2 separate regions of the Homo sapiens genome follow, and region 2 is linked to region 1. The links are chromatin loops, found by intact Hi-C in ENCODE. Cell type or tissue: heart left ventricle. All regions are shown on one strand. Links, peaks and the distances in the headings refer to the core of each region. The heading gives the core; the rest is flanking DNA.

Region 1 (14,966 bases), core at 4,337-12,336:
AAGTTCCAAGTGGGAAAGTGACTGTTCGAAGTGGCAAACACCAGGATAAAGAGGACAGCTACACAGCACTCTCAGAAATCTACAGCAGTGAAATCTTTAACGGAAGACTGTCATCTGCCTCTGTGCTTTCTACGGGATTGTTTTGGGCCTTTACATTCCTCAGCACTTGAATTTTCAACTTATCTGCTGCATTTCTTCAAATGCTGATTTGTTGTAACTCAGAAATTATCTTAAAAGGAAGTCACGAAGGAGGAGCCCAAGAACTCGTAGCTAGAAGGTGTCAGAAGCTGCATTTAGGGGAATGAGAGTGGTAAGAGAAGTCTTGGAGCAAGAATGCAGGACACCAGGGTAAAAGTGCAGTCCATAGAATCCTTCCCTAAGCGCGCTGAACACGACGAGGTCATAGATACTTCGCTTGGCTGGATGAGCCTTTGGAAACCCAGTGGTGTCCCCACCAGAAGAGCCAAAGCTTCAGAGTACCCACACACAGTCTTTTTCCTGGGAAGAGGTCTTTAAGAAGGTCATCCTTTATCTAATATTGGGTTGTTAATAATAGCATCCAACTCATGGAGGAGTGCTGAGGATCAAATGAGTTAACTCATATAAGTCTCTTAGAAATATGTCTGCTTAAACCGTCCCTTCTTCTAATTGAGTTCCCAAGCTGCCCTCTAAGCATTCAAAACACTTCCCAACTCTCTTTTTTTTTTTGAGACAGAGTATCGCTCTGTCGCCCAGCCTGGAGTGCAATGGTGCGATCTCCACTCACTGCAACCTCCGCTTCCTGGACTCAAGTGATTCTCCTGTCTTAGCCTCCCGAATAACTGGGATTACAGGCACCCGCCACCACGCCTGGCTAATTTTTGTACTTTTAGTAGAGACAGGGTTTCACCATGTTGGCCAGGCTGATCTCGAACTCCTGATCTCAAGTGATCCACCCGCCTCGGCCTCCCAAAGTGCTGGGATTACAGGCGTGAGCCACCATTCCCAGCCCCCAACTCCCTTTTATAAGTATGTTTTGTTCTCACTATTCTTAGAGCCAGTGCTTTTACCCCGGGGGAAAGTGTAATATCTGGACAGGCAGATTGCCATGGATGACTCTGCCCTTAATGAACTGTCTGACTTTGGCTGAAACATAAGCTGCAGTTTGCTCATCAGTAAAATGGGAATGAATTTTATCTTATAGGGTTGTACTGAGAATAATATAACTAATGTTTAAAAAGTGCAAGCCAGTCCCTCTGCAAAAAAAATATATATATATAAAATGACAAAAACAGTCGTCACTTTATTCACGGACATTGAAATTTGAGTTTCATATCATTTTCACATGTCATGAAATATTATCCTTCTTTGAATTTACTTTAACCATATAAAAACATAAAAGTTATTGGTAGCTCATGGGCTGCACAAATCAGGTTGGTAGGGTTGGGTTTGGCCACAGGCCTTATTTGGCCAAGCCCTGATTTAGCTCCTGTGCCCTTCACTCATCCTTAGATAAGGTCTTTGCTGGTTCTTTACTCACATCTCTATCCAACCAGCCTTCCCTTTCCTCAGATGGGCTCTGACAAACTTTTGCTTCTATTACCATCTTCCATTTTTCTCTTTAGAGCTCAACCCAAATCATTCATTCATTCATGTGTAACATCTATCTGTTTTTGTTTCACTTTAACCAAAACCAAAAATGGCCAATAATGTATTCATCTATTGAATAAAAGTTTAGTAAGAGTCTCTGTTTGCTATTCTGCTGAGGAATACTCCTGACATGACTTTCTCTTGGAAAGCTGCTGTTAAGGCCTCCCTTAACTGAAACTTGGTCTTCTGAGACCATCACCTCCCTTGCCTGCTGTCAAATATTCTCCAACAGAGCCAGTTCTTCATGTGGATCCCAGTGAGGACTTCCTTTCCGTCTCCACTGTTTCCACCTTACTTGAGATTCTCTTTATTTTTCACTTATTGTGCTTTTTTTTAAAAAAAAATTAAGTTCAAGAGTACATGCACAGATTTGTTACATAGGTAAACATGTTTTATTGGGGCTTGTTTTACAGATTATGTCACCACCCAGGTATTAAGCCTAGTACCCATTAGTTATTTTTCCTGATTCTCTCCCTCTTCCCACACTCCACCTTCAATAGGCCCCAGTGTGTGTTGTTCCCATCTAATGTTTCCATATTTTCTCATTATTTAGCTCCCACTTATAAGTGATAATATGCAGTATTTGGTTTTCTGTTCCTGCATTAGTTTGCTAAGGATAATGGCCTCCAGTTCCATCCTTGTCCCCACAAAAGACATGATCCCATATTTTTTATGGCTGCATAGTATTCCATGATATACATATGTCACATTTTCTTTGTCCAGACTATCACTGATGAGCATTTAGGTTGATTACATGTCTTTGTTATTGCATATAGTGCTGCAATAAACATTTACATGCATGTGTCTTTATAACAGAACAATTTATATTCCTTTGGGTATGTACCCAGTAATGGGATTGCTGGGTTGAATGGGATTTCTGTCTTTTGGTCTTTGAGGAATCGCCACACTGTCTTCCACAATGGTTGAACTAATTTACACTCTGACCAACAGGGTATAAGTGTTTCCTTTTCTCCACAACCTTGCCAGCACCTGTTATTTTTTTACTTTTTCATAATAGCCACTGTGACTGGTGTGAGATGGTATCTCATTGTAGTTTTTATTTGCATTTCTCTAATGATCAGTGATGTTGAGCTTTTTTTTATATGATTGTTGGCTGCATGTATGTCTTCTTTTGAAAAGTGTCTATTCATGTCCTCTGTCCACTTTTTCATGTCTTTTTTTTATTCTTGTAAATTTGTTTAAGTTCCTTATAGATAATGGATACTAGATCTTTGTCAGGTGCATAGTTTGCAAAAATTTTCTCCCATTCTGTAGGTTATTTATTCTGTTCATAGTTTCTTTTGCTGTGGAGAAGATCCTTAGTGTAATTAGATCTCATTTGTCAACTTTTGCTTTTGTTGCAATTACTTTTGGTGTCTTCGTCATGAAATCTTTGTCCATGTGTATGTCCTGCATGGTATTGCCTAGGTTGTCTTCCAGAGTTTCTATAGTTTTGGGTTTTATATTTAAGTCTTTAATCCATCTTGAGTTAATTTTTATATATGGTGTAAAGAAGGGATGCGGTTTCAACCTTCTGCATTTGGCTGGCCAGTTATACTATAGTGTGTGTGGTTTTTTTTTTTATTGGCTTTCCTGCTTTAGGAATCACACAGATCCTAACCAATTTTATTGCCACTGTCAACTTCATGTTTTTTTTTAAGTAAGTTTGGATAAAGACACTCTTTTCTTTCTCTCATAATATTTAGTCTCCCCACTGACCCCCACGTCAAGTACAAGATCCATTCTGTAGCCCCCCCAATAATTATCCAGAATTGTGTCTCATTTACCTCTAGTTTGCATTTATATCCCCTTCAAACTGTGCTGCTTCTCTGGATACATTCCTGTGCTTTTTTGCCTACAGCATCTCCTCATAATAGTCCCTTCTGTAACATGCTGCTTCCTTTCTTACCGCATCCATTGAAAAATTTTCTATTCTTCATATGCTACCACTTTCATATAGCCTTCCATATTTCCCTCAAAATAATCAGCACTCACGCTCGTAATTTCTGAGATTCTTGCAAGCATTCATCCTTGTGTTATTGTTGTTTAATATATTTGCCTTAACTCCCCTGCTTGTCCCCATGTGACTTAGCTCATAAAGACAGGAACTGAGTCACAGCTACTTCCCGTGATGTGTTGCCTGAAGTAGACTTTCAGTTCTTTTTTAAATAATTAAGAATATGCTTGAACATTTACACTATTGAGTTGTTCTCTGCTATCAGATGTCCTCCATCCTTTTCATTATTGAGTAGCTCTATATGTTACCAATAACACCAGAATTCCATTTATTGAGCACTTACTATGTGCCAGGAATTGTACAGATCTTTTCAAATTTAATGTAGGATTTACTCTTTGTGGTACCTCCATCAGCTTCCCCCTATTACAAATGAGAAAACCAAGTTTCTGAGAGATTAAGCTGCCTAGCCAAAAACTGCAGGACTGCTGTTGAATTATAGTCTGTCAAACCCCAGGACTAGCACTCTCACAACAATTTTTTATTCAGCCAAAACCTGCTGCCCTATAATTCTTAGATACTACTCCTATTTCTGGTTGCTTAAACTAAACAGAAGTAATCCAGTTCTTTCTCCATATAACAACCATTAAGAAACTTGAAATCAACTGTCAGGACAACCTTACTCCCCAGGTGTCTCTTTTATAGTTCCTAACTATTTATTCTACAATATAGCATTATATAATTCATTACTCTGGCCCCTCCTTTGGAAAGATTCTAGTTTGTCTGGGTTCCTTTAAAAGATGATGTTTGAAAATAAACACAATATCCCCAAAGCTACATAAAAAGTGGAGATTTATTTTCCAGGCATATACTAGTGTTTCCCAAAGTTATGCCCAACCCAACTTCTTTCAGATTTTACTCTGCAAAAAATGGGTTCCATGGTCAAATAATTTAAAAAGTGCTGAATTCAGTAGCTTCCTCTGGATATTCATAATGCACATTAGTATATTAAAGATTCATAAAACCTTTGTCACATGTCCTCTTCAGATGCAAATATATCATGGCGATGACATTTCTCTGATTAGTCTTGCAGCCCCTCAAAAGAAAAAAAAAAGAGGAAATCTTGTTGCTTTCAGCATGTTTTGTGTTTGATTAAGTGCTGGTTTCAGCAATCACAACTTCCTTTTAAAATTGCATATAGAATATCTGTTTCATAATCCATACTGCATCTGGAATTTCCTTCTAGCTGGCTGGTTGGAATTACTGAATCTTGAAAATCTTTTTTTCCCTTTTTTTTGGAAAATTGAAGCAACAATCTACCACATCTATCATTTGCCATGACTTTTCAAAAGTTACCAGCAGTGACATCAGTATTACTTTTATAAGTTCTTTCAGCACATTGAAATGTAATTTTTTTAGACCTTAAATTATTGCCTAATTTAAAATTCTTATTTATTTTCTTACCTATTTTGGGCATCCATCCCCTATTATATATCAATTATTAAGCTGTTACTGTGTCAAAGCACCTTATATACTTCTAACACTCTGGGGGATGGAACTATTGACACCATCAAGTGAGACTCAGAGCAGATAAATAGTTTAAGACCACATAACTCCTAAGAGAAGAGCCTCGGTCCAAATTAATGTTTGATTCCAAGGCTCATTTAAAAAATTATGCCATATTACCTCTCACCACTCTGTGTCTTTCCAATATGAAGATTGTTTTGGAGCAAAATATAGGAGCAAAGAGAAAGATAGAAGCAAAGAGAAAGTGGAATAATTCTGTGTTCTTTCTATCACCTTTTAATAGAACACCATCTGTGCTAGGTCAAAAAACAAAGGCTTTCCCTTTTTCATTTTTCTTCTTCTGTATGTGGTATACCAAAAAATAAACAAATGAACAAAAGAGAAGAAAAAACAGTAGCAAAGTCTTCAGGACCCATTTTCTTCTACACAGCATTGTTCAGATATTTCTATTCATCCTGGTCTTTAGTCTTCTGAACACCATGCTCATTGGTCTAGCTTCTTATTCTTATGTCCCATCATCTAAGTAGCATACTACATAGGTATATGTTAACAGCAATATTGTTAAAATATCTTAGTCAAATAGGTCAAAGAATCACATTTTCTTTTCACTTGACAAGAATGGAGGAAGACGTATTTTATACAAATTGGTTGATTTACTTGATCTGCTAGCTTATTTGAAAGTTATCAGGAAGATTGACCCAAGTGTGGTCTCAAAGGAAGGATTGGAATTATAGCACATAAAATTTTAGAGCTTGATTAGACTGGTAATTTCAGCCAAATATAATAGGCATCAGGAATCTTACATTCTACAGGAGACTTAGATAAGTTTCTCATAAATATGGAAATAAGAAGCAAGAAAATGGAATGCTATACAAGCCTAGCCTCTTACTAGGTAAATCTGCTCTAAACTTTTTTTTCCATATATAAAAAAATGTGGAAAGATGAGAGGTGAGATGATCTTTAAGTTTTCTTGAAGTTCTAGTTAAATGCCTTCCATCTTTTAAAAAGATAAATTTTTGTGGGCTTGTGAAACTAAAAGTAGTTGTATATATATTCATAGCTAGTAGAGCCACTGTATCTAAAGATTGTCAATAAATCATAAATGATAACCTAAAGATAGTCTCTGGGTAAGCAGCCCCTTGACATCGTGTTATTAGGCAAATTTACCAATGTGAGTTGCTTAAGGTCACACAGCTGGTAATAATGCCATGTATCTTGTTACTATTAATGACTTAGTTGTTTCAATTATGCTTTATTAATGTGGAGTTTATAATAGTTTTGTTTTAATTAACTTAAGAAAGGAAAGGCCCAAAATACCCAATCAGGGACAAACCAAACCATCTTGTGATAGAGACAAAATACTTGGAGGATAATTAATTGAGAAGGAAGAGAGCAGATGGACAGACAAATCCTGTTAAAAGACATAAAGAGTAATCAGTGAAATTCTAGCGATATAAAGCTATTTTGAAATATTTAAGGATGTGAACAAAGAATAAGGCACAACAAAAAAGAAAGAGTCTGTGAACTAACTTTCCTTTTAATAATCAAAAAAAATTTTGTCACCTTGAAAGTACTAGATCTCCTCTCAAAGGTAAAGGTCAGTAAGTATTTAGAACCTGGAAAATTAGCAAGAACTGGACAGCTATCAAAACAAAAAATCAAACCAAAATCCAATAATACAATTCATGAAATGAGCTTTTGTCTTACTGTCCATGTTACAGATGATGCAATCTTCAGTGACTACCGTAAGGGGTAGCACCAGTGTGGAGGTGGGGATCTGGTGAAGGGAAAAGCTTCATGTAAAAGGAATTTTATAAACAGAGGGGTTGTGGTAAGCAAACTTCTCTGGCATCTGGTGAAGAAGTATGTGCTCAATATACCAAAAAATTGCTCAATATACCAAAAAATATAGTCTATCAAATCCCAGGACTAGAACATTCTCCTGGGCTAGAACATTCTCCTGTCTGAGATGCCTTGTAATATGATTTGGCTGAGCCTTATTTTCTCACCTGTGAAATAGAGATAATAATTCCTACCTCATAAAAATTTGTGAGGATTAAAAGAAATAATGTGTATCAGGTTTTCAGCCTAGTGCCTGGCATATAATAAACTCTCTGGTGTGAGGTTGACATCTTTAACTTTCAGTTCCTTCATTTATGGGATGAACACAATAATGCTGTATTAGTCAGGTTTCAATACAAGTGGCAAAATCTCTGTCCAGGATTCCAGAGATAATTTTTAATATGGGTAGCTCATGATAAAGGTGTTGGAAGAACTGAAAAGCAAACAAGGAAGGTGAGCAAGTCCTCAAGGCAGGATGCCCTTGCCACCTGTACCACCTGTAGGAGCAGGTGTTACCAAAGTTCTGGAGCTCAAGCTGCATAGTGGGAGGTAGAACAAGCGCTCTTGAGGATGCTGCCTGAAACATCAGGACATGGGCAAAAGTACCCAGTGTCTCCTCTTCCTGACCCCTCATCTCTACCAATTTTCCCACTTTACTAAAACTAGCTGAAAACCAGTTGGCAAGGAAGTATGGGTGATATAACTTGTAGGATTCAACTTTTTGAAGTACCTAGTAGAGGATGGGAAGGACCAGAAATGTATCTAGCATCAAACAGTCAATAACCAGAACAAGTGCCTACTATAGTAAATTAATTTGTTGTGAGTGGAAAAAGAAAAAGAAAAAAAAGCATAAAGCAAAATACCTAGAATGTATTAAGTACTCACTGAATGCCAGATAAAATAGTGAAAACAAAAGGTGTCTATTGTGATAGCTACAGGTCAATGAGAGCTAGTACTCATGAACTCTTAAAGAAGACTGACTTTGTTTGATGAGGGTATTTGGCTGAAAACTATTTCTTGGGAATGTATCAGGGTTTTGGGAAACTCATCAGCGGGCACCTGATAATGGGAGGTCATTAGGAGTCCCATGATGATGGGATTCCTTTTCAGATCTGAGAATTTCAGAGCTGTCTGTCCCTTTCTCCTCCTGTGCTCGCTGGGGGTCAGAAGATGGACTAATGGGCGACTCCCGCTCCTGCTTCTCTCCATGTTACACTGCTTACTAACTCCCTGTGTGACTTTGAGCAAGCACTTAATTCAGTTGCCTTGAATTTCTTCAGATGTAGAGAACTAGATGCCATCATTCATTTCCAGTTCTAAAATTCTAAGACTACTTGAGTTTACACCTGTTAATCAGAGACACGGCTCATATTTCAGGCTTGAATTAGGATGCCATTTGTAAGACATTTGGCACTCGATGTGTCTCATTCTCTGACTCTTTGGTGCTCCTCCTTCCCTAATACAAATTCAAAGCTACTTTGCATTTCTAAGCATAGATTATACCATTGTGATGCACTAACAATTTGGAAAACATAAGGGGATCAAAGTAATTACCCATATGTTCTCAGGCAGTAGAAAATAATTAAAGTCTGTTTATAAATATGGCTAATTAAAAACAAAATGCATATGAATTCAATGTTTATTTTATTATTTCCTACATAGGACTCTAAGAGTTGTTGTTGTTGTTGTTGTTGTCTTTAAAGACAGGGTCTCACTCAGTCACCCAGGCTGGAGTACAGTGGCACAATCACCACACACTGCAGCCTTGAACTCCTGGGCTCAAGCAATCCCCTTGCCTAAGCCTCCCAAGTATCTAGGACTACAGGCATAAGACACCATGCCTGGCTACTTTAAGTTTTTTTTTTTTTTTTTTTTGTAGCATTGGGAAGTCTCACTCTGTTGCCCAGTCTGGTCTTGAACTCCTGGCCTCAAGCAATCCTCCTGCGTCGGCCTCCCAAAGCAGTTGTTTTTAAATATAGTCAATGCCTATAGAAGAAGTAGCTCCCAGGATGTTGTATAATCAGACATTATACATGGGGTGTCAGTCAGCTCAAGTAGCTCAGAGATGATCTCTGGTAAAATACATTCCAGAGTTATCAATTTGGCACACATTTTGTGCCATCAACTGAAATTTGTAGTTAATAAACACATGGTTAAAAACAGAGGCATAATGTTCCCAAAAGTGTATTTAAAGACTCTCTGCTCTACTACTCCAAATTAATACTTCCACTGGTCCAGTTCTAGCAGCAGTGAAATGCAGATTGGGTCAAAGATGGTGAAGGTTTATGGAGATTAACTCAATAATTTTTGAAAATTTGCTATTTGATAATTCTGAATTGATCTGTAGATGATCTTGTCTCCAAAACTCCATACTACTAAAACAAACAAAAAAGGAAGTAAAGACAATTTTTAAAAGTACAGTGATTTTTGCCTCTCACAAGTGTATGTTCTGTTTTATACTGTGTTTCTAGTTATGGTGCCTAATGAAATGCTGGTTGAAATTGTGACAGGCCAGGTCTCACTAATGCAGGCCTCCATAACAACTGTTTCAGTACTGACTGAGTGGTTAAGTTAAATATTAAAAGTCAGTACCCTTATATAAAGGCTGGAATGTAACAAATGCCCACCAAGAGTTTTGCTTAGGCCTTTCCTGGGCCTTAAAACATGACAAAATAACAAAGGAACTCTTAACAGAACCTATTCAGGATTAAACAAGTTTTACTGTGGGTCTGAAGCAACTCCCCAGGCCTCCACAAACAAGTTTATTGGAGGTCTGTGGGAACTCCCCAAACCTCCATGATTTAGCAGGAGACAAGATAAGGGTAATCACCCCAGCACCTGGACCCATTTACATGAAGTAAATTTACTGAGGCTCCAGAGGAAGGTCTTCAGGACTTAGGCCTTAGTTACGGATTAAAAGAAGTTATTCACTTACAACATTAGATGAATGCACACTTACATGTAGACATATAGCTTAGAAGGTATATAAGCTCTGAAAAACTTTGTAATTTTGAGTTGGTCTGGTGATCCAGGCCTTCTCCCTGTGACTGGTTACAGAAATAAAAACTCTGTTTCTCCCCAATTCATCTGCATCTTGTTATTGGCGCGCAAGGGATAGCTGCCCGACCCTCAGTTTGGACCAGGAACAAAATGTCAAAGTTGATTAAAACTTTTCACAGTACATATTTGGTCTTTTACTAGTCAGATAAACAGTGAAAAGCTCATGTTTTTCATAATATTGCTGCTAGAATCATTTTTCTAAGTTTCATTTTTATCACCTTTTTATCTCTAGTCAGGATAGGAAATTAATGCATATTGGAATTGAATTTGTTTGGGGAATTCGTTTTGTTTAATTTGTTTTAAAATACTAACTGCAATCCAGTATTGAAAGGAGATATAGCTCAAACTTCTTAATAGCCATATCCAGGGAGACTTCCATAGTGAAAATGTGAGCCGAAAGTAGATATTGATGATATTCAAGAAAATAATTTCAGTAAATTTGGAATGAGCCAAAATTATGTATGAAAACTCAACTTGAAATTAGAATTCAAAGCAAGATCCCCATGAATAGAGGATGTTGCAGCTTGCTGCTAGGTGGCAGACAGAGGGAAGAATAAATGAGCTCCAGCTTTTGAGAAATTTAATTAAAAATTATATCAAATCTGGGATTCTCCTGAAAGAATTTGTACTTACTTTAATAAAGGTTGTTTCTCATGGAGAAGCAATTTTAATTTTAGACCAGTGTTGCAATTCTGTGCTAAAAATGGCCTTTCTATGAGATCTTGTTCATTTTTGCAAACACAATATATCCTCCCTACCCTCAGGACCTTCCTTTAGCACCCAGACGGAAGAGCATTTGCCAAAATAATGATAGGAATGCTCTGAAGACAACAGCTCTTCTCTAAACTTTATTACTATAAGTACATACGACAAAAATCCAGACCACAGGCAATACTGAGGTAAGAGGTAAATCACATCTGCTGCTCAGGTAAAAAATTTTCATTTCAAATTTTTAAATTCCAAGAGAGAACCAGAGAAGATCAGTGACTTTCAGGGGTTAAGGGCTGTGGGAGGGTGAGCTACAAAGGAACAGCAAGAGGGAGTTTGTATGGAGAGACAGCACCATTCTGCATTCTGAAAATAATGGTGGTGAGGGACTAATTGGCTAAGTTGGCTGGACTTCCTGGGTCAATAGGGACTTCCCTAAGGGGACTTGCCCCTAAGCCAAAATGAGTCATAGCTGCAAGCTAAGGTATTGAAACTTCAACCAATCATATAGGGAGTTTAAGCTCTAGCTGCAGCCTGATGTTTTTAACTAATCAGGCCCGCCAATCCACAAGTGGATAAAAAATAAGCTAATTCTACAGGACTAAAAAAGGAAAAAAGGAGGGATCATAAGGAGATATAAGCATAAGACACCCAAGCCAGAAACGGCAAGCCTTCCAGGTCCGCTTCCACCACGTGGAAGCTTTACTTTCCCTTTCACTTTAATAAATCTTGCCGCCGCACACTCTTTGGATCCACGTGTTTCTCTCATTGAGCTGTAACACTCGCCGCTGCAGTCCATGGCTTCATTTCTTGAAGCCCCTGAGACCACGAAACATTGGATCAAGAAAAGACTTTCGATTGGGAGAAGACTTCTCATCTCAGTGGCATTTGTCAAAACTCCTAGAACTGTACACTAAAAAGAATGGATTTTACTGTATGTAAATTTTTAAAAATAAAAAAATGAACATTGTCAACTTGGAAACTTTGAACAAGTGTGTCAGTTTCGCTTTAGATTAGACATGCTTATCAGTAGACTTGACGTTTAACCTGTCCCCTCCACCTCCCTAATTCCTTCTTCCCACCTCTCCTCAGTTTCCCACTTCCTTAAATTTTGCTGGGATTTCCTGACTTCTCTTCCTTTGCACACACACCAAACAAACAAACAAAACAAACAGAAAAACACCAACTTTGAGAACCAAGGCCTCAGATTAATTATGGTGATTAAAGAATTCAGACCTGAGAAGGAATGTTCCAAAAGTCAGGAGAATGTGCTGATAGAAAAGGATCATAGGGAAAGTGTGTGTGGGTGGGAGAGGGGCATGCTTTCACTCTTTTATTTTTATTTTTTGCAAGAACCCTGTGGGTCTAAAGAGAGAGAAGAAGAGAAGGATATTATAATAATCATACCTTATATTTGTAAACTGTGTTATAGTTTATAGTCATCTTCAATTAACTTCTTTAATACTCCATCAACCTGCATTGCCCGCATTTTCCAGATGAAGAGACCATGGCCCAGAACAGTGAATTGCCACTGGTCGCAGGACTAGGATGTGGAAGTTTGACTTGAGGTATGAATCATGCTTTTCACCATGGGTAACCTCTGAGCTAAGAGTTTCTGAAAGAAATGTGTAGGTGGCAGGGTCGAATTTCCAAGCAGCAGAAGGCATTAAGAAAGGCATCAAGAGATAACATCTCACTCCTGCAAGAATGTTTTTTAACTTAAAAAGTTAAAAAACAACAGACATTGGTGTGGATGTGGTGGAAAAGGAATGCTAACACACTGCTGGTGGGAATGTAATTTAGTACAACCTCTATGGAAAAAAGTATGGAGATTTCTTAAAGAACTAAAAGTAGGCCTACCATTTGATCCAGCAATCCCACTACTGGGTATCTGCTTAAAGGAAAAGAAATCATTATAGCAAAAACACACCTGCACACATATGTTTATTAAGCACAATTCACAATTGCAAAGATATGGAACCAACCTAAGTGCCTATCTCCCAATGATTGGATAAAGAAAATATGGTATATATACACCATGGAATACTACTCAGCCATAAAAAAGAACAAAGTAATGTCTTTTGCAGCAACTTGAATGGAGCTGGAGGTCATTATCCTAAGTGAAGTAACTCAGGAATGGAAAACCAAATACTACATGTTCTCACTTATAAGTGGGAGCTAAGCTATAGGTACACAAAGGCATGCAGTAGGATAATGGACATTGGAGACTCAGAAGTGGAAGGGTGGGAGGAGGGCGAGAAATTGAAAAACTACATATTGGGTACAGTGTACACTACTCGGGTGACAGATGCACTGCAATTTCAGACTTCACCACTATACAATCATCCATGTAACCAAAACCCACTTGTATCCCAAAAGCTATTGAAATTTTAAAAACATTTAAAAAATAAACACATCAAGAAATTTTAGGCCAGGTGCAGTGGCTCATGCCTGTAATCCCAGCACTTTGGGAGGCTGAGGCGGGTGGATCACTTGTGGTCAGGAGTTGAAGACCAGCCTGGCCAATATGGTGAAACCGCATCTCTACTGAAAATAAAAAAATTAGCCAGGTGTGATGGCACACACCTGTAATCCCAGCTACTCGTGAGGCTGAGGCAGGAGAATTGCTTGAACCCAGGAGGTGGGGGTTGCAGTGAGCCGAGATCGCTCGACTGCACTCCAGACTGGGCAACAGAGCAAGGCTCTGTCTCAAAAAAAAAAAAAAAAAAAAAAAAAAAGCCTGTTGCTCTTGGGGAATGATAAGAAGTTATAGATGATGGAATGTTGGCTGTGAGAGGAAACATTTATTCTCAGAATCAAAGTCAATAGCCACTATGTATCTATGTCACCATATTGCTTCAGAAAAATACAATTCTTTAAGTTATTCCTTGAAATATTTCAGGCTGCTCATTTTTCCTGTCTTTCTCCCGGTGACTCTGTCCACCTATTACTTCCTCTTTTCTTAGCTACTGTGCTTGCCATGTCCTCTATTACTCAGTAACGCGGGGGAGAGATATGGATGGGCTCAAAGCACCAAGGCCCAGTAGAGCACAAGACATGAAGCAGAGTTTTCCTCACCACACCTATTCCAGGTGCTGTTTCAGGCTTCTGTTCGGCAAGCAGCTACCAGGTCCACTTCTCCAGGCCTCCCCATGATGCTGTGAGTGAAGCAAAACCACTCAGAGGATTCAAATAAATACCTTCTCTGCCTAGGTGGGCTAGCATCTGTTTCTATTGCTTATAAAGAGGGATCCTGAATACTGCAAGTGTTTTTAAACAATTTTTTTCTGACCGTATTTCTTGGAACCTTTCCATTCTGCGGTCTCTCAGGAGCCATGTGGAGAGGGTAGAGTCAACCCAAGCCAGCAGCTCCCTGGGTTCTCCTGCAACCAGAGCAGATCAACTTAGTTTTCTTATGAAAAAGGATTTCTGCTGCACCAAAAAAAAAAAAAAAAGTTTGGAAACTACATGTGGGTGGCAGGAAAGAAGTTATTTTATCTTTACTAAGTTTCTTGAATTTTTCTAGACTTCCTCTGGATACCAAGACAGAACCTGCCAGCCCCAAGTCCTCCAGGTTCCCATGGAATATCTAGTAGTAAAGAGTCCTAGCAGTTGCCTGCTATCTCCTCAGCAGCCAAAGCTGGTCCTGCTTCCATTTGTTACCTGGATCCTGGAGACCCAGTGAAGATCTGATTTATGCCACTTCTTAGTCATCTCATCTTGGACAAATACCTTACTTCTGCTGAACTTAAATCCTTCTCTCTGTAAAATAGAACATGAGTAACACTCTTCTGTCAACCTCATATGACACCTGTGAGGCTCAAATGATCTAATAAGTATCACCTTGTGCCTTTATAAATTATTCTGTACATACAAGATGAAACTATTATAGCTATTACAGTCAGCATAAAATCTTAAATCAGTTGGTGAGCTTGTTTCCTGGATGTGAATGAATTAAGCTAGTCTATTCTATGTAAAAACAGCTAGCTCTTGTCACAGGAGGATGCATTGTTTTATACCACAGCTCTGTGGTTAAATTCTGATATGACACTGACATTTTATTTTATTTTATTTTATTTTCTTAGACATGGGGTCTCTCAATGTTGCCCAGGCTAGTCTTGAACTCGTCGCCTCCCACCATACTTCCACCTCAGCCTCCCACAGCTCTGGGATTACAGGCATGAGCTACTGTACCTGGCTGAAATTTTATAATGTGTAATCTTTAAACCTCAAGGGCCTATAGGCT
Region 2 (16,507 bases), core at 4,963-12,962, 130 kb before region 1:
ATCTGAGTCTCTAGGAGTAGAACCGGGGCATCAGCATTAAAACTCTCTAGGTGATTTCAAGGTGTAGACAAGTTTGAGAAACATGGTTTTGGCTGAAAAAAGCAACAGAAATGGAAACACTGTGGAGATGGAATTAGATGTACTGTGCAGAAAACTGGATTCAGGATCTCTTCACCTCACTAGCTTTGCTCCTTTGGATAAGTCATTAAACCTCTTACTGCCTTGTTTTTGTTAATGAGAAAGTGGAATTAATTATTACTTCCTAGGCTAACCCTCAGAATTCTGCAGGGGATTTAGGATATCATGGTTTTGTGGTTTTGGAAACACTCTGTGATTATAACACACAATTTAAATGTGAAGTGTTTTAATAGAATGTTATACGGTACAAAGGCCAATTTTTCAAATTGTCCTATCTCTCATTTCACTCAAACACCATTCACAAATTTGTAAGCTGCATGAAATCTGTGATAGGCAGACTCTCTCAAACTTGTTTTTTGGCCACTCCCTTCTCTCTCTTGGTGCTTAGGACAAGATTCACAGTATCTTCACAGTATTCACTGACTATCCAGGACCATAGCCCTAATCACCATCCTGCTCTGCTTTCACTGTATTCAGAATGATGAGAGGAAGAGGGTGACTTAGGCAGCCAAAGGCTAATCTTTGAGCCTGGAATTAGTGAATAGAATAGTTCATGATGTTTGGCTAGGATTCCAAGGACTGCAAGTAGTGTCCTCCTTTCTGGGACTATTTTGTTATTTCCATTATGGTACTTCCTTTTTAAAAAACTTTTTGACTGGTAGCTTAACTTCTATGCCACCTTATTACCTTCTTTCTCTGTCTTGAATTCTTTTGAAATTGCCATAATATCTTGTATTGAGTCTTTCATTTTTTATCAGCTAATGCTTCTGCTCAACACTTCTGTTCAGTGACTAACGACTATATTTCTGGTTTTGACTGGGGCCCGAGCCTCTATTTCTCACAACTATTTGCTTAATGCATTGGTTTTAGATCCACATCACCTCAGAACCATGGTTAGCACAGGGATATTAGGACTGGCCTTGTCCTCTAACACACCTGCATTATTATTGGTCTGATCTTGCTCACTCATTATCAATTCTTTGATCCTTTACCTACTAAAATACTTAATGATACAATATTAGATAATAATTGTGTGCATTTTTACAATGGATTTTTCAATATACCATACCTTAAATCAACAGAATGACTGCTGCTTGATACTTTACATATTAAAATATTTAATGATCTGATTCTAGATGATAATAATAGTGTGCATTTTTCTCTATTTATTTTTTGAAATAAATAGAGAAACATAGGTTCTTGACTTGTAACCGAAGACTGAAATTATAAAAGTATAAAATTCTACCAAATAAACTTGTAGGTTTCATATAATTTCAATAAAAAATTGTTAACCTGTTATAACTTAAATAGTCTAAATTTCCTCTGAACGAGTAAACATATAGAGATAGCCAATACAGTTTTTAAAAAGAAAAAGAGCTCACTTAAAAATGGAGATCTCACTTTGATGACAAACCATGTAGTAATTTATCTAATAATCTTAAACAGAATGGTGTTGGTGCTAGATTCAACCAGTAAATCAGAATAGAACAAGCAGCACTGCCTATGGAATATTTAGTACATGGAGGATGAAAGCAAACATGAGCATACAATGTTTTAGTTAGATATAGGAGTGGGGAACAAGTAAAATTTCCCCTTTACCTACTGAAAAACATTCAGGCAAATTAGAAGTTAATGAAATCCTATCAGAACTGGGGGGAAAAAAGAATATCAATAATTATTTGATCTAAAAATTAGGAAGGACTGTCTAAGCATAACAGCAACAAAGAGAATCACAGCCAGAAAAGTCATCAATAAATAAGCTTAAAAATGGAAAATTCTGTGTCATATATAACATTTAAAGATAAATGTGCATTAGGAAAGTATTTGAAACATTCATGACAAATAATAGAAGCTATCAATCTATAATATGCTCACGCAAATTGATTAAATGAAAAAAGTCCTTAAACCCAAGAGAAAAATGGTTAAAATGTCACAGCAAGCAATTCTTTGAAAAAGAAATACAAATATTCAATAAATACATAAAAATGCTCAGTTTCATTTATAATCCAAGAAATGCACATTAAACAACTATAGAAAATTATTTCCCACCCTTAAGAGTGCTAAGGGAAAAAAATTTCTCATGCAATAATGGGAAGATGTTACCAGTCTGTCATTTTATTCAGAGTAGCATAGAATTTATCTTTTTATGTATTAATTTTTGGAGACCCATCCTGAAACAATAATCAGATAAATGATCAATTTATTATATTATGGAAGATTTAAAATTATGCATCCATACATTTAAAAGGATTTTATGTAGTCACTAAATTATGTTTGCAAAGAATATTTGATAATATGCAAAAGTTCTCATAAAGTCTCATATAGAAATAAAACATGATACAACATGAGATAGCAAGGCATAATAAGAGTTTACCCACCAAATGATCATATTAAATCACAGTTTGTATATTCAGGGCACTTCCTCGTTCATCACTCATTTAATCCTTATTTGGTAGGAAATGGAAGCATTACCTACTTGTCTTCTTGAGTTGATAAAGAAATAGATTCAAAGCTGATGTTTTCTCATCCTGGCCCCCAACTTTTTCCTTAAGTTTAGTGCCATGGACAAAGAGCTACATAAAATAATTACAGGGTATGTCAATTTTCTGGAACTGTTCCTGAGTTCCTTGTACCATTAAATATAAGGTAATGTATTTTTGGAGTAGCTAATATGTGGTAGGGTCTTGTCTGGGCACACGAATACTCTGGTGAAGAAGAATGAGATGTTTTACTTCTTTTGGAATATAACACTAAGGATGAAAGAAGATAGACCAAAAGCAAATACAAAAATAAACAATATAATTTCCAGACTTGATAAGTGCCAAGAAGAAAACAGAGTGGCTTGTTAGAGAATCAGCATTTGTGGAGTGACAGGAACAGGAGCTTTATTAGAGTAGTCAGGGAAGACTTCCAGGAGGAGGTGACACTTGAGCAGAGTTTTAAATGATGAGAAGGCAGCCATGGGAAGATCTGAGAAGGAGGGTTTCTATCAAAGGAGAGAGCATGTAAGAAAGGCCCTGAGGCAGAAAAGAGCTAATAAGAAAGCCAGTGAGACTGGATCATGGTGTCTAAGGGAGAGAATAGTGTGAGAAGAAATTGAAGAATGCTGAGTTCAGATCATTCTGAGCTGTGGGGTCTAGAATAGCTCATAATATGTGATTGGTGTATATTCTACTGGAAGGCAATCAGAGGAAGTGGAACTTAAACTGACCAGTTGCTCAAATAAGTAGTATTTATGTGGACAGAATGGTGAGGAATACCATAGCATCAACTAGAGCAAGATCATGATATAAAGCAGATTTATATGATAACTATGTGATACAAAAATACATCTGTTCCTTGAGTTATTCCATTCATTAGATAGGGAGGGAGGCTGACTAGCTTTTGCCAATAGCACTTTTGTTTTAACTAACATTTTAAGAAAGTTCAGGTATAGTTGCTGTGAAGCTCTTTTAGAATCCTAGTTTTTCCTTTATCATACTACCTTATATTTAATGGAATGAGAAACTCAGAAACAGTTCCAGAAGATTGACACCCCATATAAATCAAAAATATCAAAAATTGTTCCACACTTTGTACAAGTTATAAAAATTAACAATAGAAAGTTTAACAATAAAAGGCAAATAAACAATACTGTCCAGAGTCTTATCAGTCATGTGAGGCTAATAATAAATGCAACTCAACTGATCATAAATTTAAGAAAAAGTGAAATATTTATTGTTAAAGAATAAATATGAGCCTGAATCCTTAGCAATGCAACATAAATGAACAAAAGATTCCCATTAGATTTCAATGCTTGGTCGATTTAATTTTATTGCAACTAAATTCATCTCTTTTCTGTGAGCAGATTGCAATGTAAACGAATATTTATGATGTTTTATAACTATTCACAGTTCAGTGTTAAGAAAACATCTAAAGTGCTTTTTAGTTATGTATTTTGAGATAGGTAAATTTGAATACCTACAGAAAAAATAAGCCAGGCTCCCTGTTGTGCCTTTGTTGTATTTTGCTAACTGCTTTTTGTATGCTAAAGTTTAACTGACTACAAGAAGAAGAGGAAAAATAAATTTAGAAAGTTTAGGATCAGTTCTTTCCTATTCAACCAATATATCATGACCCACATTCAAACATCCCACTCCTTTTCACCTCTTTTGCCCCTTAGCCTTCTGAAGTCCTCTCCTTACAGAAATCTGATGCTGGAAGAGCTCAGCTATTTGCTTTCTCTGCTTCTCTCCCAGCCTGCCATTGAAAGGCGCCCCAGGAATTATCACTAATACAGGACCTTCATCCTCTGCTGAGCGCCTGACGCTGTACATAAGCCTGAACTTTCCCATCAGCATCTTATCTTTCCCCATGCCTACATTAATTTCCTCAAGACCTCTCTCTGCTCAGCATTCTGCTTCACACCCAATGATTGCCTTTCAATGCATTTCTTCCTTTGTCACAGAAAACAGATGCCTTCCTAAGGGTCTCCTTAAAGTTTTTTTTTTTTTTCCTAGCCACTCTGGTCTTAACACTTACCAAATTATCTTTGCAGCCTCCCATCCTTGCTGCACCCCAAACACTGATGTAGAAGAAGTTCTTGATCTCATCTAAGCTGTTTTCCCCACATCTTCCTTAAACTGTGTTACCTGCCTGCTTATCTAGGCTTAAGCAGACACACTTCCCAGGAATGACCCTTTACTCCTGTCTTCTGTCACTGAATCCACTCAAAGAGGTATTTTAATTTTACCTTTTTTACCTTTTTAAATTTCTTATATCTTGTCCCTTTTCTGCATTGACACTGTCCTGTATTTGGCCCACGTTCTTCAGTTTCTTCTTAAGACTTGTTACCTGAAATTCGTTCAGTCAGCAAATATTCATTAAATGCTGTTGTAGGCAGACTCTGTTTTAGGTAGATGAGACACACAGGGGAACCAAATGTGTTCTTGAGGATCTCTACTCTCTCCTCTTGAGGAGCCTATATACTCGTTGGCAGAGAGCAATAACAAACATAAAATATAATAAGCGAATACCTTATTATATTGTAAATTAAAATGTGGCAAGTGCTATGGAATAGAACAGGGTAAGGAGCACCACGACAGTTGGTGGGGTCAGGGGTTACCATTTAAGATAGGATGCTCAAACTAGGCCTTTCCAAAAAAAGGTGACATTTGGGCAAAGACTTATATGAGGTGGGGGAATATAGAGAGGAGAAATTTGGAAGAAAAACAGAAATGCTCAATAGAAAGAACCTAAGGAGAAAGTATACCTGAAGAGTTTGAAGACCCACCAACCAGTAAGAAGGCCAGAATGGCAGAAGCAGAGTGAGCAAAGGAGAGAAAGTAGATTGAGGTTTAAAAGGTGAAGGGAAAGGCAAGGTAGGTATTTCAGGTACCTTTGCTGTTACTGAGGATTTTTTTTTTAAGCAAAGAGTGATATTCATGTTTCAAGAGGATTGTTCTATTACTGAGTACAGATTTTTAGGGAGTAAGAATGAAAGCAGAGAGACCTGTCAGGAGGTTTTTGAAATAGGTGATGATGGCTCTCTGGTCAAGTAGCAGCAGTGAAGGCGGCCAGAAGTAGAAGAAGTTTAGCTACCTCATGACAGTAGAATAAGATTTGCTTAAGGATTGAATGTGGGACATATAAGACAGAGGTAAGCTAAGGTAGTCCCCAAGAGTTTTGGTCTGAACAACTAGAAGCAGTGAAGTTGCTATCCCTGGAGATGGACAAGGCTGCCAATAGAGCAGGTTTTGTAAGGTAAGACCAGGAGTTCAGTTTTGGACATGTGAAGTTTGAGGTTTCTATTAGATGTTCTAGCGGAGGCGGCATTAAGGAAGCAGTTGCATATGTGAGGCTGGAATTTGAAGGAATGGGTGAGATTTTTATTCATATATATATGTGTGTGTGTATATATATATATACACATACATATTTGAGGTGTTGACATATAGATGTTACAACTGTAGAGAGAGAAGAGAATCAAGAGTGGTACCCTAAGGCTTTCTAACATAGAGAGTCGTGGAAAAAATCTGAAATTCTCTCAAAAACAGAAAAAGAAATGACCAGTGAGATAGAGAAAAGCATAGATAGATAAAGCAAACATAGCTAAAGAAAATATGTGCCTTGGAACCAAGATCAAGCAAAGATATTTAAGAAGAGGATTTATGCAACTGTATTATGTTGATAATAAATAGGTCACTTAACATGAGGACTAAGAATTGTCCGTTGGATTTAGATGAATAACTTCTGTGGAACAGAGGGGCCTAAAGCATGATGAAAGTAGGTTTACAAAAATAAATGGGAGAAGAAAAATTGGGGCAGTGAGTATGGACAACTCTTGTGAGATGTCCAACAAAGAGAACAGAAAAACATGACAGTAGCTGGTGGGAAAAACGAGTCAAGAGAAAGATTTTTAGGATGGGAAGAATGAGAGCATATGTGTATGCTGATGGGAATAATCCATGGGAAAAGAAAAATGTCTTGCAAGAGGCAGGGAGAATTGCTTGGAGCAGGCGAGAGGGAATGGCATCTAGTGCCCACGTGGAGAGATGCTTTTAGCAGGTGCACAGGAAGCTCACTGCTGATGTCTGGTAGGGGGTCCAGGACATGCAGGCTCTGAAAGTGGTAGATGTGGTGTTGAGGGTCTGTGGAGGTTCCCTCTGGTTGCTTCCATTTCCTCAGTAAAGTAGGAAGCAAGGTCAACCACTAAGTATGAGGTTGGGGAGGAAGAGGCAGTTTGAGGGAAGAAGAGGGGTGATAAATATCTGGAAGGTGGAGGAGTGAATGGCCATGCAGCCTGATTGCTGGGCAGCACAGAGAGCCCATTCCTGGTCATGCAGATCAAAGGCGATCTGTCAGGGAAACTTTATCTCTCCAAGTACCTGGTTCACTCCATCTTGGTCTTGTTCATAGTGAGAGTTCTGTAGCTAGGACAGTGCCTGGCACACAGCAGGCACCTCATCCCCATCCTGCCTCTAACCTGGCCTCCCTCGAATTCATTCTTCACACAGTTGTCAGAGGGAGTACTGTAAAAACAATGCTTATCTAGTTGCAGTGATTTTCCTTAGTCCTCAGTACAGCTCAAACTTGTTACGGCAGGACAGAAAGCTTTTCATGGCCTGGTCTTTGGTTAGGTTTGAAACTGCAGCTGTTGTGTTTATCCTCATGCCCCACACTGTAGGGGCAGTCGTATTGGCCACCTAGCAATTGCCATGATGTTCAGTGCTATTTCTTTCTGGACTATCCTCATCACCTCTAGCTTTCACCTAACTAATTCGTACTGATGCTTCAGAGATTCAGCTCAGACATCACCTGCTCCAAGGAGCCTTCACTGACACTCTCTCTAACACTTCCTCCTCCCAGGCTGCACTGGATGCCCTACAGAATCCTTCGGTGACTTCTATCTCACCCTTTCTTATGTGTCTCCTCTGTTCAACAAAATAATATTGGTAAATTCTAGGATGTCAACATGGTATTTATCTGTATCCTGAGCTCCTACCATGGTGTCTGGCATATAACATGTTCTCAAAAAATGTCTGTGGAATGAAGGAAGAAAAGACAAGAACCAGTAATGACTGTCTATTGTCTATCAAGACAGGTTCCAGTAAACATTAATACATGATACATAGCAGTAAGCTCCAAGGCAGCCATTCTGGACTTCTTGGATTATTTGCTTAATTCTTTGACCCTTTCCTACTCCTAAAGTTACTTTATGTATATCTCTGATTTTTACAAGTAGAATAGTTGTGATGTGTTTAAGATCTGATTTGCAGACATGGCATCAGTAAGACATACCCATTGAACAGTTTTTCAGAGTCTGGAGTTAGGTGGCCCTGAGCCATGCTCACTTACCTATGTATGATTAGCAAGGAGCAAGAAACACACATCTAGAGGCCTTTAGGCTCAGGCTGAATCTACACTCCCTCCCTTTACCTCTAGGAGTCTCCATTTCCTCATTTGTGATAAGCTTGCCTGGAGTGATATTCTAAGGATGGCATTTTGTAGATGAACAAAAAATGCTAGTTCGCTGTTATAATCATGACCCAGGATTCTCATTGTTTGGGCAGCTGCCCTAAATAACAAGTGGCTACAGATCTGAATAAAACAACTCTTCCACTTGACAAACTGCCTTTCTCTACTCTCTGAGGTCAGCCTGCTTCTTGTTCTTTAGGTCTTAATTTGAATGTCCTCACCTTCTTCAGTCACTCTGTCTAAATCAATTCTCACCACACCTTCCCCATTCCCCACTTACCTCCCCCTTGTCATCTCAATGCTGCAGTCCCTTCATAGTGTTGATCAGCATTTGCAATTCTAGAGTTCAAGTCCCATAATTATCTTGTTCAGCGTTATATGTCCAGTGCCTAGAGTCCAAAACATAGATAACAAGCAATCCATAAATACCTGAAGAATGGATGAATTGCACTATGCTTTGATCATACTGGACAGCTAATTTGCCTAGGAATTCTAGGAGTTGTTTAATTTTACCAAGTCACCTAGAAACTTTGAAGAGAATGTTTATCTCTCAGCTTCAGGTATAAGGATCATCCCTTCTAGACTTTTCTTCTGTCTCCCATTCCTAATGGCTTCACCACTGAAGATTACGACAACTATATTCTGTGCTTGCAGAACAATTTGTAAGTCTAAACCATCTTCAAAAGTTCTTAGCAAATGCTTGGAAACAGAATATTTAGAAAAACAGGTAGCTTCTTAAATGAAGCCGCTGTATGTATGTATGTATGTATATATATACATATGTATGTATGTATAATAAAATCTATTGGCCGTGCTTTAGGATTAGAATCCCAACCTGCCTCCCCATTCCACCAGGAATTGAAGGAGCATGCCAGAATGCGTTGGAAAGCTGATTACGCCCTGCAGTCGCTTACAAACTGGCTCAACACGTCAAGACTGACGTGCTTGAAATCTAGTGAGAATCTAAGTCAATATAAATCACTGGCTAAACTGTGTTTTACTGGAGAGTCGTGAAGTTACTCTAACTTAAATACAGGACGCCCCAGTGGGGGAAGATCATTGAAGGCTAAAAGCTTCCTCCAGGAGGTGGGGCTTGAGAATGAGTGGAAGAGGCTTGGAATCTGGGAGGCATGGCTAGAAGGGGTCGGGGTCGGGGTCGGGGGCATGGCCCCTGCCGGTGATAGGCTTGCAGTTCCCAGAAGGAGGTAATGCAAGGACGCGAACCTAGGTGGGCGATGAGGGAGGTGGGAACCTTGAACAGCCCCGGGTCTGGCACACTGTGCCGCATGTTGGATGGTTCTGCAAAAGCTGTGACTTCCCCTCTACTTGTTTATTGCCTCCTGCCTTCCCCAGAACAAAGCAAAACTAAACCAACACCACCAAACAAAAAAAATCTCTTCCCGCAGGATGGGCAGCAGGTGGAGATTCCATGCTCTTGCTAAAGGAACCATAAGGACAAGTGTTTATGAAAATGTGTCTGGCTAAAGAGTTACTTTCCGTAAAGGACGAGAGATTAAAAACAAATGACAGCAGGACGCAGAGCATGACTGTGTGTGCATATGTGTGTACTGTGTGCACCTTTGTGTGGGTGTACAGTATATACCCATGTTGTGTATATGGGTGGTGTGCTATAGAGTGTGTGTGTGTGCGCGCAGGTAGGTGGGTGAGTGTACAGTATATACCCATGTTGTGTGTATGTGTGGTGTGCTATAGAGTGTGTGTGTGTGTGTGTGCACAGGTGGGTGGGTGAGTGTACAGTATATGCCCATGTTGTGTGTATGTGTGGTGTGCTGTAGAGTGCGGGTGTGTGTGTGTGCGCACAGGTGGGTGGGTGAGTGTACAGTATATGCCCATGTTGTGTGTATGTGTGGTGTGCTGTAGAGTGCGGGTGTGTGTGTGTAAGGCACACATTTTTCTCCTTCCTCTGGCACCTGCTTGGGCATCCTCAGTTCTTGGCTTCTTCACAGCCAGGAGGTTTGGGGCACGGCCCCTGTTTCCTTTTCTGCTTCTCTGTGTACCTGGTGTCCCCTTGTGCTCTGCTGCCCACTGCAGGGACCCTTCCCCTCACTGCTGCCTGCTTTCCTTCCCAGCCAGAGGAAGGGGGCCATGTTCCTGGGGAAGGCGGGAAGGCCAGCAAGTGACTTTGATGGATCGCTTTGCACGGGAGACCCAGCTCTCCCAGATTAGAGAGGCTGCAGCTCGGCGCCGGTGCCTCCAACTGGGGGTTGTTCCGATGAGATAATTTTTCTCATTAACCTTGATAACTCTCTGCTGATATACGGATCTGTTTGCACTAACGCAGAACTTTTTTTTTTTTTTTTTTTTTAATATTTTTCGGTCTTCTACACCTTCCAGGCAGGAGAACTCGGAGCTTGGTGTCAGCCTCCAGGCTGTTGAGTAGCCTGGGTGCCAGCTTCTGGGTGCCCCGGCAGACCTGCAGGGTGGAGCTTAACAAGTCCCTGTGTTCAGTATCCTGGATTTTCTTGGCCATAAAGCTGTCAACAAATGTGGAATAGGTGTTGGAGTGAATGAGCAGTTTAGAGATTTAAGAAACCCATGAGGCAGAGGTGGGCTCATCTGCTCCCACTCCCCCTTCACTCCCTTTAGCCTGCAGCAAAACCCAGCTACTTGTTGTGGCTCCTTGCAATAGCTCTGATTTCAGACACCTTGGCTTCTGCCAGAACTGTCCCTGTGCTGCAAAGTGTAATGGCAATGTGCCAGAACCATTACTTGGGGCATGTCTTTTTCAGCAAGCTTTCTCTTCCCTAATTAAAGTGAATTTCTGTATTGTGTACATACTACCCTTACGGTATTTATTATAATAAATTGTGCCTATTGGTCAAGTCTTTTTCCCTGGCAGTCTGTGAGCATTTTGAGAATACAGTCTGTCATTTTCATTTTTGTTTCCTCAGCATTAATACACGGTCTGGCAACAGTGAGAATTTGGGGAATGTTTGTTGACTTTTGAAGAGAATTAAACAAGACACAAAATTAGGAAGTGCCTTGAATGCTTCATGGAGTTTAGTTTTATGGGGGAAGTTATTAGCATAGGTTGAATTGTATCCATCTGGGGCCTAATGTTGGGCCCTTACACATAGAGCATCCTAAGTATCTCCCCAGAGCCCCTCAGAGTGGACAGGGCAAGTCAATATATTGAGGATCCTGGTCAATTACAGTGAATAATTGCAAAAATGGGCCCCAAGAATTTAATAGACTAACAGATTAAACACCTTTATGAAAACCCACTGCAATACAATTATGTTGTCTATGAGGTAAATTTTAATTTTTTAAATAATTCACAATACACTACAGGCAGTGTGATCCAGTATGAGACACAAGAGAAATGATGGCCATCTTTCAATTTTGACAGTGTACTTCTGTGAGTTTATACAAAGTGATTTAAAAATTATGTCAAAGTTCTAAGTTTAAGCTTCTTCATGAATGTGATGCCTGCACAGTAGCTTTGCTTGACTTTTAGTCTCTGATTTGATCCTTCACTACACACGCATACAACAAACACCCTCTCTCCATTTTTTCCTTAGCCAGGCAGCCTTTGCTTATCAACTGACACTCCATTTTGGAAAGAGGTTATGTATTTGGGGGGAAGTAAAATTAACCTTATAATTCTTTAATGAGGCTGACAAAGACATTGTGTTGGGTCATAAAGGCAGGACAAGTAGAATGTAAAGAACTCTCCAGATGCTCTCCTCTCTGAAGAACACAGGGAGGTGTTTGCTGGCAGCTGCTGCAGTGTTGGAGCCAGTGTTGATGTTTGAAAAAAGGACTCAGACTGAAGGGAGAGGAATGATGTCATCTCTTGAAGCAGGGGCCAGTTCTTAAACTTAACACTCCTTAGAATAGACTGTGGAGATGGAGTGAATTCTAAGAATTTGTGCTTCTTACAAGTTTCTGGTTGTTGTTGATGTTGCTAGTCCATTGCTCTAAGGGAAACTGCATAAGAAAAGTGTGCCAGGTTACCCCAGAATTATTAGAGATAAGAGGAACCAGTGGGTGCTATTTGAATTATAGAGAATTTAAGATGCAAAGGATCTGATAAATCATTTGATCCACACCCTCATTTTATAAACAAAGAAATAACAGAGATCTAATGAGGGGTAGTAATATCATTTTAAAAATAAGTGAGTTGATGTTACAAATATTTGGTCACAAAGTCATCTAAAACCACCCGAGTGGTTGTTTCAGCTACTAAAGATACTAAAAAGATTATAGTGATATACAAAATAAAATTAAGAAGTGAACACTTTTCTTTATCTAAAGATTCTGGTTGCTAAATTCAATGTGAGGAGAACTATGTTCAAATTGTGCTTCATCTAAATGATTTCTTCCTACTATGTGCCAGGCACTGTACAAGGTCCTGGGGAAATAGCTTACAGTCCAGTGAAGGAGATTCACTTTTGACAGTATAGAGTTTGCCGAAGAGAAGTTTTCAGAAAAGCTCTGCCTGCAGGAACTTTTACGGAGTATCAGCCAAGTGACAGAAACTGAAATGGTTGCGAAGAAGTGGGCTTACCAGCAAATGTACCCAGTCCTTGGCAAATGTAGAGATATGTCTAAGGTCTAAGGTCAATAAAAATTATTATGCTTAAAATTGAGAAATGGGGTCTAATTAAACTAAAAAGCTTCTGCACGGCAAAAGAAACTATGATCAGAGTGAACAGACAGCCTACAAAATGGGAGAAAATTTTTGCAATCTATACATCTGACAAAGATCTAATATCCAGAGTCTACAAGGAACTTAAACAAATTTACAAGAAAAAAACACACTGCCCCATTAAAAAGTAGGCCAAAGACATGAACAGACACTCTCAGAGAAGACATTTATGTGGCCAATAAACATATGAAAAAAAGCTCAACATTACTCATTATTAGAAAAATGCAACTCAAAACCACAACGAGATACCATCTCATGCCAGTCAGAATGGCTATTATTAAAAAGTCAAAAAACAACATATGCTGGTGAAGTTGCAGAGAAAAAGGAATGCTTTTACACTGTTGGTGGGAGTGTAAATTAGTTCAACCACTGTGGAAGACAGTGTGGCAATTCCTCAAAGACCTAGAGGTAGAAATACCATTTGACCCACCAATCCTATTACTGAGTATATACCCAAAGGAGTATAAATCATTCTATTATAAGGATACATGCACACATATGTTCATTGCAGCACTATTCACAATAGCAAAGATACAGAATCAACCTAAATGGCCATCAATGATAGACTAGATAAAGAAAATGTGGTACATATACACCATGGAATACTATGCAGCCATAAAAGGAACATGTTTATATCCTTTGCAGGGAAATGGATGAAGCTGGAAGCCATTATCCTTAGCAAACTAACTCAGGGACAGAAAACCAAACACCACATGAACTTCTCACTTGTAAGTGGTGGCTGAATGGTGGGAACACATGGACACATGGCGGGAAACAATACACACTGGGACCTGTCAGTGGGGTTGCAGGAAGGGAGAGCATCAGGAAAATTAGCCAATGCATGCTGGGCTTAATACATAGATGGTGGGATGATCTGCGCAGCAAACCACCATGGCACACGTTTACCTATGTAATAAACCTGCACAGCCTGCACATGTACCCATAAACTTAAAATAAAAGTTGAAGAAAAAAAATGTTATGCTGTTATCTCATATATTTTGAGGAAGCCTGGAAAAATCCAGCCAGAGCAAGTGCTTCTTGATTTCCACTCTCATTACAGGGCTTTCACTCTCTCTTGGCCTCAGTTTCTTGTGTAGCAAATGGTGTGAGGATTTAATAGAATGAGATGAGGAGAGTAAAGAGGCCTCACTCAAGGCCTGGCATGTGGAAGACGAGCAATAAAATTGTAGTTTATGCTATAACTTTAGAATGTTTAGAATTCCAGATATGCTGCTTTGCCTGTGTGCTATGAAGTGAATAATATTATTATTCTTCCTTTGTTAAGAAAAAAAGGTTCAAAAAGGTGAAGAAACATGCTTACACAGTTAGTAGCTGTAGATCATGAATTCAAAGCTGAAGCTCCCTAAAACCAAGTTTCTTTCTCTCTCTCTCTTTTTTTTTTTTTTTTTGAGGCAGGGCTCATAGTCACTCAAGCCAGACTGCAGTCATGTGATTGTGGCTCACTGCAACCTCTAATTCCTGGGCTCAAGTGATCCTCTCATCTTAGACTGCAGAGTAGTTGGAGTAGTGGTACTATAGGCATGCATCAACACTCTTGGTTATTTTATTTTTTGTAGAGGTGGGTCTCTCTATGTTGCTTAGGCTGGTCTCAAACTCCTGTTTCGAGTGATCCTCTTGCCTCAGCCTCCTCAAGTGATCTTCCTGCCTCAGCCTCCCACATTGTTGAGATTACAGGTGTGAGCCATCTTGCCTGTCCTATTTTCTTAATTATTCTTTCTTAATGATACTGTAGCCTATGGGATGTAAAAGTTCTGGAAAGAGTTGCTTGTTATCTGATCCAAAGAATTAGTTGATCTATAGTACTTTTTGTTTTGAGGGGGTTGTGTGTAATCACTTCAGCTTTCTTCACATTATTTCCATAAGTTAAGAGTTAAAAACTGGATTTGCGGCAAGTTGCTATAGTCCTCATCATACCTTTTATCTTATACCTAATCTGCTTCACTTATTTGTGTTACCTGCCACTTCCCTATGGCATCTGAACTTATGGTCCTGGAATATTCCTTTTCTATTTCTTCTTGCCAAAGAATCCTGATGTATCCACATAAAGATTTATACATATAAGCTCATAACAGATTTACTTAAGTAATAAAACAAAACAAAAAAATAGAAACAAGTCATACATCTATCAATGAGTGAATGCATAAAAAATTGTGGTAAGAAAAGAAAGGCAAGAACATGGATGGATATTAAAAACATAGATAATGACTGAAAGAAGCCAGAAATAAAAGGACACAGTGCATGATTTAATTTGTATGATATTCTAGACCTATAGTTCTGCATTGAAACTAATCCATAGCAACAGAAAGCATATCAATGGTTGCCTTAGGTCAGGAGGGGAAGTGGATGGGGGATTGACTTCAAGAGACACAAGGAGCTTCTGAAGAGTAATGAAAATTTTCTGTATCTTGATTGTGGTGGTGATGATTACACAATTGTATACATTTGTCAAAATCCATTGAACCATATACTTAAAATGGATGGGTGCATTTAATTACACGTAAATTATACATCAATAAAATTGATTATTTAAATTAGCTCTTGAAGGGCCAAAGAGCTTTGCAAAAGAAACAATGCATGTGTCTGCAGAGTATTGGACTTCCAGCTAGGCGACCTTAAGGTTTCTCTTAATCTCATCACAAATTAGAGCTAAAACTGCATAACCCAAATAAAACCAACTGCCTTGTGGACAGTTCAACAATATTTAGGTAGAATCATTTTATATTTGCTAGAGATGCTCCTGCAACAAATAGTGATGGAGGCAAAATTTCAGAAGGTTTGTCATGTGTGGGATATCACTCTTCTTTAATTGTGGGGGATGGCACTGCCCTTACTTATAAAAGATACTTTCTGTGTGGTTTTATTTTTTTAAACTGAAATACAACCTGTATACAGTATACATATCATTAGTGTATAGCTTGATGCATTTTCATAAACTGATTACACTCATGTAATTTTCACCCAGATTGAAAATAGAGCAACCTCAGCATTCCAGACACCCTCTCCTGCTACTTGGCACCCCATTATTCACCTCAGAAGGGTAATCTCTCTTCTAAAAGTTGGCACCATAATTTGATACTTTTAAGACATTATGTAAATGGAATTGTATAGTATGTACTCTTTTGTGTCTGGTTTCTTTGATCAACATTCTATTTATGAGACTCATTCATACTTTTGCCTGTTGTGAAATTAATTGTTCTCATTACTGTGTAATATTCCATTGTGTGAATATACTATAATTTATCAATTCCTAAAGTTGCTTTTTGACTAATGAAACCTTCTTTAAAATATTTGTAGCTTGACATAAAAAGCACAATTCATGAAAGGAAAAATTGATAATTATTTTTTATAAATTATAAATTATAATTGATAAATTATTGAACATCTCCAAAATTAACTTTTGCTCTGTGAAAACTCATATGAAGAGACAAAAAAGACAAGCTACAGACTAAGGAAAACCATTGCAAAATCCATTATGACAAAGGACTAGTTTTTAGGCTATATAAAAAACCATGAAAACTCAACAGTAAAAAACAAATAATTCAATTAAAAAATGAGTAAGAAACATGAAGAGATTTCACTGAAGAAGCTATACAAATGGCAAATAACTACACAAAAAAGGTTCAACATTATTAGTCATTAGGGAAATGCAAATTAAAACCACAATGAAATATTATTATCCACTTACCAGAATGGCTAAAATAATAAATAGTGATGATACCA

The links. A loop is a pair of places that touch in the nucleus more often than their neighbours do. Peaks named below come from ENCODE experiments on the same cell type or tissue, not always from the same donor. Only the 100,000 strongest peaks of a DNase experiment are listed, where the experiment ranks them.
Region 2: it touches region 1 in a loop (2.5-fold over the local background); 55 of 110 quality-filtered maps call a loop at or near these places.

Annotation. Positions count from the first base shown.
Region 1 is chr2:137,949,164-137,964,129 of GRCh38, reverse strand. No RefSeq gene overlaps it. Among named protein-coding and RNA genes, the nearest start is that of HNMT, 7.8 kb to the left of the region's middle. In heart left ventricle, for the core only: no CTCF peak of the experiment used is centred there; no DNase peak of the experiment used is centred there; H3K4me3 peaks cover 762 bases.
Region 2 is chr2:138,082,118-138,098,624 of GRCh38, reverse strand. No RefSeq gene overlaps it. Among named protein-coding and RNA genes, the nearest start is that of LINC01832, 12 kb to the left of the region's middle. In heart left ventricle, for the core only: a CTCF peak has its summit at 8,050; no DNase peak of the experiment used is centred there.